Linked DNA regions of Homo sapiens: region 2 is linked to region 1. The links are chromatin loops, found by intact Hi-C in ENCODE. Cell type or tissue: mesothelial cell of epicardium. All regions are shown on one strand. Each heading gives the region's core, and the rest is flanking DNA. Links, peaks and the distances in the headings are about the cores only.

Region 1 (5,366 bases), core at 64-5,063:
CTGCAGCCCCCACCTGGGAGGCTGGAGCACCACAGGCTCTCATTTCTAGAGGCCTGGCCGGGTATGGCCCTAGGCCCCTCCTCCTGTGGCCTTTACCTCCGGGGGCTGCTGCAGGCTCTGGCTCATTCCAAAGGTGGTTTGGGATAAGCGGGTTCCCAAACTAAATGTCGTTATTTGTTTCTTAACGGTTCTGGACCGCCCCAGCTGTGTGTGCTCACCTAAAAACATACACCCACAAATAGCCAGGAAATGGCTGCATTCTAGACCTTTCCGGAGTCCACCGAGACACATGGCCAACCACCCCAGCAGAACAGCCGCGGGCGAGGGAAGGAAAGTGAATGCTCAAAGCCCGGGGCAACAGCAGGCTCTGGCTTTCCCAGGGACAATTCGGGATGGCTATGGCTCCGTGGACATCTTTTTGCCTTCCCACTGCCCCTACAGAAAGCTCCAAATGCCACAAGTCAGGGATGCATTCACCTAGCTCTGGAGAAATCGGGGTGTCTTCCCCGTGGGTCATGTTGGTGGACTCACCCCAACTATGAGCGCTGGTCTAATTCTACCGAGACAGCGCCAAATGTGTGGCTGCCATTTTTCGGAGGCTTGCCTCTACTTCATCTTAACTCAGCCCTCACATTCAGCCAGTGAGGACTATGTCATTCAAGGAAGACACTGAGGTTCAGAGTGGTGATAACTAAGACAACAGAATCAATAAACCATGGATTGGTCTCCAGACCAGGACCCTTACTCTAAATCCTACACTCTATCTGCAGAAACCCAGAGCTACGCTTCCTGCTGCCTGGGACATTCCTGCCATGCCTGGGTGGCTGTACAGCAGATCTGTCCCCAATAACCTGACCTGGCCACCCCAGAGATTCCCAAGTCAGTCCTATGCTCATGGAAAACCGGGAGGGGCTGGGAACCTGACCTCGGAGGCCTATCCTGACTCCCTGTGATTCAGTGTCAACTGGGAATTTAGGGCAATGGCCATGGCCTGGGATTGGATGACTTCCTGCCTGTCAGTTTGGGGGCTCCCCAGTGGCTCCTGGGCTGTGTCCAGGAGTCCCCAGATGTCACAGGTGGTCCTGGGAAGATGGCACCAAAGATCAAGGGCCCTGGGCTGCAGGCCACTGCCGGCCACCCTCTGCCACTGCCGGCCACCCTCTGCCACTGCTGGCCACCCTCTGCTCCTGGACCAGCCTCTGCTCCTGACCATCACACAGTTCCCCTGTCCCTCTGCGGCTGCTACGTTTGGCAGTCCCTCATGCATGGGCCCTTGTAACGGGCTGACCCAAGTGCCCAGGGGCTAGCTGCCCTGGGCCAGCTCGGAAGGTCCCATCTTTGCCTTCTCTGTCCATTGCTCCACCTTAAACCACCTTCTATAGCTCCTTGGAGGGCCAAGGGGCACAAACGGGTAAGAACCCATCACCCAAAGGCCCAGACCCCTGGAGTCTCTCATTGTCTCCAAGAAACACACACACACACACACACACACACACACACACACACAAACACACAATCACTCTTCTCCATTTCTCCTCCAACGTGTGCATGGAAGCGGGGGTGGGGAGACATCTTCATGGAGACTCTTGGCCTGGCCTGGCCAAGTTCCTTGGGGTGGGCACCCTGTACTCTCTCTCTCTCCAGTCTCGAAGCCCCCAACACGGGGTGCAGAACGCGTCCTATGGGAACCCCTCTCACTGGGCCCTGCAGGCCCCAGGATGAGCCTGAAGTGCTCACAATCCCACCAGGCTCCTCCAGCAGCCGCCCCCACCCCTGCAGGCCCAAGCAGAGGGTGAGGGTGGGAACCGAAAACAAGGCAGACGCCACAGCGCCAGGAGGAAGAGACAGGCCCAGAGATGTGGGCAGCCAGGGTGGGTGAGGCCAGGGTATTGAAGCCCGGGCCAGGCTGGCGCCGGGAACTGCGGCCCACAGAGGCCGAGGGGCCTGGGGGAGACGAGGGAGTCCCCCTCTGTCCCCAGTGCAGGCCTGGGACTGCACTAATTCCGCATTGGGTGGCAGCGCAGGACCCCCGTCCCCTCCCCCAACGCCCCGGCCGGCCGGCGGGCAGGCGGCTGCTGATGCTCTGTGCGCACCTCCCCACGGGGCATCCTGGGGATCTGGTGGCTCAGAGTCGCCGACTTTCCTGCCCCCACCCAACCCCAACTCGCCAGCCGGAGCTTCCTGCGCAGCCCCCAAGATTGCAAAAGTCTGGCCCCAGCCCCCTCCCCGGCCAGAGCTCCTGGGGCCTCCCTCGCCAGGCGGGTGGCCCACCTCCCCCGCCTCCCCGGAGGCCCGGCGCGCGGTCTGCGCTGCAGCAGAGCTCGGCGCCCCCGCCGCCACCTCTGCGCGCCCCCCGGCTTTCCCGACGCTGCCAGGGAGGATGCCCCGCTCCCCGCCCCGAGTCCCCAGCGGCCCGGCGCGAAGTTCCCCAAAGTGACCCGGGCGCCGAGAACCCCCGCCCCCTCCCCTCGGGCTTCCCCGGAGACTCCGCCCGCCGCCCCCTCCCGCGCCTTCGGAAAAGTTGCGAGCGACGCCCCAAACTCCGGCCCCCCCGCCTCGCGCCGCGCGCGCCCTGGGCGCCCCCGCGCTCGGCCGCCGCGCAGGGGCGCAGTTCCCCCTACCCCAGCCCCGGCGCCATGACGCGGGGAGCGCAGCGGGGGCCACCGGTGGCGGCGGCGGCGCAGAGGCGGCCAAGTGCGGGGCGTGGGCGGCAGCGCGGGGCGCACGTGCGCCGGGCCGGGGGCCGGGGCCGGGCGGGGGGCCGCTTACCTGTTGGAGGTAGAGGAAGGCGGGCGGGCAGGGCACGGAGTGCGGGAGCATGCTGCCGGAGTTGGACAGCAGGAGGCAGCCCGAGTTCGCCATGGAGCACAGCATGGGGCGGCAGGGGGGCGCCCGGCGGCGGCTCTGCGCTCGCTGCGTCCCTCGGAGTGTGCGCGCGCCCTGCCTCCCGGGCGCCCTCCCGGTCTCTCTCCTCCTCCTCCTCTGGGCCTCCCCTCCCCCTCGTGGCGCTCTTTAAGAGGGAGGCATCGAAAGGAGAGCGGCGCGCCTCTGCCCGGTGTTCCCCCTGCCCGGGCGGGGAGGCTGGAGAGAGCGCGCGCGAGAATACGGCCAGAGAGTCTGTGCGCGAGAGATCGGGCGAGCGGGCGAGAGCAGGAGTCAGTCACTTTGGAGCCTCCGGAGCCCTGTCTGCAAAGAGTGGTGCGTGTGCGTGTGTGAGTGCGCGCGTGTGCGCGCGTGTGTAGCGGTGGGAGGGGGAGTCCCTGGCGTACTCCAACATCAAACGGAGCCCCGCGCGGAGGGAAGAGAATCCGGAGCGACGGCACAACAGCTGATCCCACACTTAACCCCTCGCCCGCCGGCACCGGGGCAGCCCTCCCTCGCGCCCTCCCACGCTCGGGCCCCTGCGCGCCCCTCCTCCCCCCCGTTGCCAGCACTTGCTCCTGGCCTGGGGGGTCTGGAATCTCCCTTTGCCCCCGCTCCGTTCTCCGGCCGCTGCGGAGAGGAGGAGCCGCTCCGCCGGCTCTGCGGCCGACCGACCGGAAGGCGCCTCGTCCTGTTTCGCGTTCAGAGAAGCGCCTTTCCTAAGGGAGGCCGGCTCAGTGGCGGGGATGTCGGTGATGTAATCCGAGGGCATCTACGCAGAGGCTTCCGCGCTGGGGAAGGCTTCTCTGGCTGCCCAGGGCTTGGAAATCCAACCAGAGCCTCCAGGAGCGTCTCCTGCCCTCCTGCTGGCCCCCAGACCCCATCATACATCCCAGCCTCCTGCCACAGGCACCTGGTCTTGTGGCTACTTAGATGGGGGTGGGGGACACGGGCACCGGCCACAATGCATCCTCCCCTCCCTGTACCCAGACACACTGGACTTGACGTGTTTCGCTCCCACGGGACAGGCGTGCATAGGTCCCCACCTCCTTGCCCCATTCAGCATGTGGCAGAGGTCTCGGCAGTGCCCCTTGTTCCACCACTGTGACTGTGCACACACCTGCAGCTTCAGCGGCCACACACACACCCACTGGCCTGCCCCGAGTCCACACTCACCAGAGGCCCCGTGGATCAGTCTCAGTTTACCAGGATAAGCCACAGGTGAGCTTGGCTGCAAGAGGGATGGGCTGCCAGTGGCCACTGTCAGAGGCAGAGCCAGTGGCTCATGCCTAACCTCACGCCTTCCAGGAAAGGGGCAGATCCCAGGCACCCAGTACCCATTCTGAACGCACCTGTCCTACCTTAGGGCACTTGTGACTCCCCTCCTCTCACTGCAGACAGTGAGCCCTGAGCTGGAGGGAGGCAGGCCTGGGGCCGCCTGGCAGTGGGGAGATGGCTGGCCCGGCAGTCATGTCGGACCCTCACTTGCTGTGTGATCTCAGGAAGGTCGATTGTCCCCTTGGGGCCTTGGTTTCCACATCCAGCCCGAGAGATGGGTCAGATGTTGTCTGAGATCCCTGTTGCACCCACTGCAGGACACGTGGCCTGAGGGCCATTGAGGAAGAGGGAACAAGGAAGGGAGGGAGAGAAGGGTGGCCTCTCCACGCCCAGTTTAGGAGGCTCCATTTGAACAAGGCAGGTAGGTGCAGGCACCTGGGACCATTCTCTCAGGTGCCCCTTGTTCATCTTCTTCGTAGAGGAGCTGGGATGTGGAGTCCGGGAGGGAGGCAGACAGGGGAAGAGAGAAGGCTCAGGGGAGAGACGAGGCAGGCGAGCTGGCCATCTAGCCGTGTGGTCTGACCTGCAATCCTGCTCTGTGTTCCCTCTGGGGTGGTGCTGGCACAGGACAAGGATAGGGGGCTGGTCTGTCTCCACAGGGTCTTGGCTATGGACTTGATGAGGCCCTCCCTGCTGTCAGTAACTTGGTTTCCCAGCCTAGGACAGTGGTGGGGGTCCCAGCGCAAGGGCCGGGCATGCCTGGGCCAGGAAGATGAGGTGGGTTGTAGCATTTGCCACCTGAGCCTCGCAGAAGGGCTCCTCGTGAGCGTGGTGCCCTGGAGTGGCCCTTGCTGCCTCCCTCCTGAGTCAGGTTGTTCTTGCTTGTTCCAGAAGCCATCCCTCTTTTGTCTTCTCTGGGCACCTGTCCGTCACCACTGCCCTGCTGCACCTTCCCTGGAGGATGCTCAGGAATTCGGGACAGCCACATAGCATTCAGCCGAAACCCAGGCTCCAGATCCACCCTGCCTGTGAATCATTTGCTCATTAATTTGCCATTATGACCATTATGACCAAGTATCTCCTGTGGAATCCAAGCCTCATCCCCTCCAGAAAGGGATTTGGGAGTGCTTCCTAAGCCATGCCTGACACAGAGCCACTTTTTGAGTCAACGCTACTGTTTTTCCTTATTGAGAACCCACTATATGCAGACAGTGTGCTCGGTGCTG
Region 2 (5,366 bases), core at 138-5,137, 52 kb after region 1:
CTACCGCTACATACCTAGTCAAATGGCTAAAGTTATGAAGACTGACAACACCAAGGGTTGCGGAGGCTGAAGAACTGCAATTCTCACCCACGACTGGTGGGAATGTAAAGTCGTGCAACCACTTTGGAAAACCGTTTGGCACTTATTTAGGGCGTTAAAATATACTTACCTTGAGATCCAGCCATTTCACCCAAGAGAAAACAAAGAATATGTCCATGCACAGACTTGCACACACATATTCACAGCAGCTTTATTTGTAACAGCCCCAGACTGGAAACAGCCCAAATGTCCTTCAAGGAATGAATGAGTCAGCGCTTTGTAGCTCAATCCCAGCGTGGAATACTACTTGGCCAGAACAAGGAGAAAAGTATATCTATGTCCAACATCACAGAGGAACCTCTGAATAACTATGAGGAGTGAAAGAAGCCAAGCAAAAAATGACCACAGATGCTACGATTCTATTTATATAAAACTCCAGAAAATATACATATTCTACAGCGACAAGAAGCAGAGTCAGTGCTTGCCTTGGAAGAGGGGATTGGGTGGGGTGTGAGGAAGAGATTACAAAGAGGCACAATGTAATGGTTGGGGGTGATGAATACATCCATTATCTTGATTGTGGTGATGGTGTCATGGGTATACATATATATCAAAGCTTATCAAATTGCATACTCTCTGTGATGTTTATCATACCCCCAATGTACTTCAATAAAACTATTTAAAAAACCAACGTGCAAAAATCCAAGTTTACGGGACCAGGCAAATGACTGCATTCTTACATAGAGTGCAAATGGATTCCTTTTTTTTTTTTTAGACGGAGTTTTGCTCTGTTGCCCAGGCTGGAGTAAGTGGTGCAATCTCGGCTCACTGCAACCTCTGCCTCCCGGGTTCAAGTGATTCTCGTGCCTCAGCCTCCCATGTAGCTGGGATTATAGGTGCCTGTCACCATGCCCGGCTAATTTTTGTATTTTTAGTAGAGACGGGGTTTCACTACATTGGCCAGGCTGGTCTTGAACTCCTGACCTCAGGTGATACGCCCGCCTTGGCCTCCCAAAGTGCTGGGATTACAGGCGTGAGCCACCGCGCCCGGCCCGGCAAATGAATTCTTTATTCTACAAGTGACTCACCTGGGGGCTCCTTCCGATGCTTCCCTGTAAAATAGATTCAGTTTACAGCGGTGGCATCTCAGGAGGCGGCTGTGACGGCTGCTGCCCTCCTCGTGGTGAACACTTGCGGGCGCCTGTGAGGCCAACACCCGGCGGCCTTCCTGTCTACTCCCACGGAAAACTGCATCTAACCCTGACACACACAGGCAGCCACTCGGTACGGGGGACCCTGTTACACACGGCCCACTGTGGGAAGCCTGAGGCCATGTGAAGGGGACCCCCTGGGCTCTGTCTCTTTGTCCTCTTCCTGCTAGAAAGCCGGAGAGCCGGCAGCAGAGCCCGAGCTGCCTCTGCCCGCAGCCCTGAGTGGCTCCGAGGTGACCTGCTTCTAGGACGGAAGCACCCGGCTCAGGTCTAGCCCAGGTCTAGTTCTAATGTCAGGTCTAGCTCCAGGCCATCTGGTCAGTGCCCACTTCTGAGCCAAGGGCGGGCTTAGGGCAAACGCGGTACAAAAAAGAGTGCCCAACTTTTCTAGTTTTGGCTGAAGAAGACTTCATACGCTGACGGATCTAGTTTCCGGTCCTGATTTTTGAAAAACGCAGCGCTGGCCTTGTGCACACACCACCCAAAACCCAGGACCTAGCGAAGAGAGGCCACCTGAGGGCCGATGGCTGCATTTTCTAATTTTGTTCACACTAAATATACATTACAGATGATCTCCAACTTACGAAGGTTTGACTTACGATTGACTTTGAATTTTTCAACTTTATGTTTGTTGGGTTTATTGGGGGCATTAAGTGCTTTTTTTTTTTTTTTTTTTTTTTTTTTTTGAGATGGAGTCTTGCTCTGTTGACCAGGCTGGAGTGCAGTGGTGTGATCTCAGCTCATGCAACCTCCGCCTCCCGGGTTCAAGTGATTCTCCTGCCTCGGCCTACCAGTAGCTGGGACTACAGGCACCCGCCACCATGCCCGGCTAATTTTTGTATTTTTTAGTAGAGATAGGGTTTCGCCATGTTGGCCAGGCTGGTCTTGAACTCCTGACCTCAGGTGATCTGCCCACCTTGGCCTCCCAAAATGTTGAGATTACAAGCATGAGCCACCAAGCCCGGTCCATTAAATTTATTTTTGACTTACAATATTTTCACCTTATGATGGGTTTATCAGGACACAACCCCATTGAAGGTCCAGAAGCATCATACTTGTATAATAATCTCCCCAAAGTAAACTCTGCAAGTGAATCTGTGGAGGGGGTCAGCCACAGGTGGGTAATGGGGGTTGGAGGTACAGAGCAATGGACCAATGGGCTCAGGCAGTAGTAGCCAGTCCCCCAGCGAGGGTCAACACTGGGAACTGAGCTGGTATCCGAAGCCCCTTCCCCGAGGAGACCAGGCCATGGAGATGAGTTGGACCACCCTGGACCAGCAAGCTGGGGCTGCCTGAGGAATGGGTGGCCATGCGCGGAGCACCTGGGGTGGGGGACCTTGGGGTTGGGGGAGGGAAAGGATCAGGAAGGCAGTGACATTGCTTCTCAGGCCAGCCAGAATTGCCTAAAAACAATCGTCCTCCATCCTTACCCCATTTATCCATTTCCCTTTCAGCCCCTCCGGCTCCCAGTCCTGCCTTTCCCAGCACATTTTGGGCTCATCCATGGGGGACAAGAGAGAACACGACACAGAGGTGCTAAACGGCGCCAAGCCTTCCCTCCACAGCCCCCAAACTCTTCCTCCCTCCAGTGGCTGGGAAACCCCAGAAACTCCTGGCTTTCATTATCAGCAGCTCCCAAGATGTTCAACATGCTCATATCTGTCAAAAACTATTCAGGAAAAATAGAGAAAGTCTTTATACCTTTTATTCAGCCAATTTTCCCCGAGGCACTCTGGGCTCTCTAAGAAAAGAAAAAGAGAGAAAGGAGAGAGAATCACAATCAATGTTGTCATCATGCATCTGGTTGCTGGCGATGCTATTTGCTCATCGACTAGGGAAGTCTGGAGGTGGAAGCATCATCTCCCTGGGAGTCCAAGGAAACCTGCCTGGGTTAACCTCTGGCTGCCGTCTGCATCTCAAGCATGGCTGGGAGGCGGCGGTTAGATAACAGGCAGAGATAAAGCAAAACAGGGCACGGTGGACCGGCCACCCAGAGGTTTCAGACTCATTTTCTCTGCGACTCTGGATGTTCCTTTTTTTCCCCCACCTCAAACTCCAAGCACTCCCCAGCCTGGTTTGAGGTTGTCCACAAACGCAGGCCTTGTGGCTTGTTGATGGTGACGTTTAGTTTCACACTGGGTTTCCTCTGCCATGCCGTGGGGATTTGCTTCCTCCTCCAGGTGTAGGGCGGGGGTCACTTTGAGTGTGGTCATGGCATGCACATTCATTTTATTTATTTATTTGTTTTTGGAGATGGAGTCTCGCTCTGTCTGGAATGCAATGGTGCGATCTTGGCTCACTGCAACCTCCGCCTCCTGGGTTCGAGCGATTCTTGTGCCTCAGCCGCCCTAGTAGCTGGGAGTACAGGTGTGTGCCACCCCGCCCAGCTAATTTTTTGTATTTTTAGTAGAGACGGGGGTCTCGCCATGTTGCCCAGGGTGGTCTCAACCTCCTGAGCTCGGGCAATCCACCCACCTTGCCCTGCACATTCATTTTATGTTATTAAAGAAAAGTTATTTAACAAATTCTAAATCCCACCAAACACATAATTATAGAGGCAATCGTTGTATGTTATTGTGAATCAGGTGCACCTACCAGCAGCAGGAACAGCTCAGTGATACGGACAGACTGGCAAGGACCACCACTCACTCACTTTATAATCCAGGGCCCGGGGCCAGGGTATCCACTCCTGCCTAAGTCACAAAGCTAGCTCACTGGGGCCTGGGACTCCACACGAGTGCCTGGAGACCTTCCTTTTCTTAGTAGGTCATTGAGGAGTTCAGAAACAAAGGGGTGTGTGTATAGTGTGCTTTAAACAAACTTAGATTTCCTTCCTTTATTTTAGTAATGTTTCATAATTTTCTGTGTACATGACTTGCACATTTTTTAATTGTGGTAAAATATACATAATATACAATTTACAATTTTAACCATTTTCAAATGTACAATTCAGTGGTATTGAGTGCATTCACACTGCTGTCAATCACTGCTGCTCTCTGATGCCTGAACCTTTTCGTTGCTCCAAAAAGAATATCCATACCTGTTAAGATGCCACTCCCTGCCCCCAGCCTCCTGTGCATATGTGTATGTGTGCGTATTTTTTAAAACTTAGTGCAAAAAATAAAAGCAAGTGAAAAGCTTCTGGAATTGAAAGACGGTCAGACTGGGCCTCTTTCTTCAGATCTAGAAAAATCACCACCACCGTCTTCATCCACATCACTGTAAAAAGGTTACTGCGGTCGTTTAGTTTGCATGGTTTATGAGCCAGGCACCGCCTGTACATTGCTTCATTCAGCCCTCCCAACAGCTCTAGCAGGCAGGTACACTTCTTACTCTTCCCATTCTTCAGATAAAGAAACCAAGGCCCCAGCTGGTGAAGCGACTGTGGCCACAGTAACTGAGTCAGCTGGCCCGTCCCCCAGAGCAGGTTACCCCATCTGCCTGTCTCACCCACAGGTGGAAAGAAGTACCCCGCCCTGTGGGAGGCGAGAATGAACGTGGCCACAGAACACCAAAATGCACAGGGCCTGCCTTCCCTGCTGGAGTTTGTGCAGATCACAGTGGCAGTATTGGGTACTTCATAGGCGGGCCCCTCCCAGCCGCATCAGGGAGGGCTATGGGCCAAGGAGCAGCTGAACTTGAACTGGGCACTGGGCTGGCCATTTCCAAGGTGGCCCTGTGGAGCCCCTGTTCTCCTCCCCAGTAAAATGGCAAAGGTAACTTCTGGCCCGTGGAGCCATCTCCACACACAGCTCACAAAATGACGCTGAGAAGGGCAGGTGTGATTGGAAGGCACTGCCAGTGAGAGTCACTTCGAAAGGAAATGTGTCATCTGAGCGGCTTGCATCAACTGCTGCCTTCGTTAATTTGGGGGATTTTTTTCTATTTTTGAGACAGACTCTCGCTCTGTTGCCCAGGCTGGAGTGCAATGGTGCAATCTCAGCTCCCTGCAACCTCTGCCTCTCAGGTTCAAGCGATTCTCCTGCCTCAGCCTCCGAAGTAGCTGGGATTACAGGCATGTGCCACCACACCTGGCTAATTTTTGTATTTTTGGTAGAGATGGGGTTTCACCATGTTGGTCAGGCTGGTCTTGAACACCTGACCTCAGGTGATCCA

The links. A loop is a pair of places that touch in the nucleus more often than their neighbours do. Peaks named below come from ENCODE experiments on the same cell type or tissue, not always from the same donor. Only the 100,000 strongest peaks of a DNase experiment are listed, where the experiment ranks them.
Region 2: it touches region 1 in a loop (19-fold over the local background); 2 of 110 quality-filtered maps call a loop at or near these places.

Annotation. Positions count from the first base shown.
Region 1 is chr17:79,180,495-79,185,860 of GRCh38, forward strand. All of the region lies in intron 4 of RBFOX3 (RNA binding fox-1 homolog 3), which reads right to left. It overlaps LOC124904069 (a long non-coding RNA gene), which reads left to right and starts at 2,775. Exons shown (of 2, transcript XR_007065925.1): 1 at 2,775-3,198; 2 at 5,032-5,366. RefSeq lists an enhancer at 2,783-3,663. In mesothelial cell of epicardium, for the core only: no CTCF peak of the experiment used is centred there; a DNase peak (open chromatin) is centred at 3,043.
Region 2 is chr17:79,232,815-79,238,180 of GRCh38, forward strand. It overlaps RBFOX3 (RNA binding fox-1 homolog 3), which reads right to left. Exons shown (of 15, transcript NM_001350451.2): 4 at 2,952-2,991. Among named protein-coding and RNA genes, the nearest start is that of ENGASE, 160 kb to the left of the region's middle. In mesothelial cell of epicardium, for the core only: no CTCF peak of the experiment used is centred there; no DNase peak of the experiment used is centred there.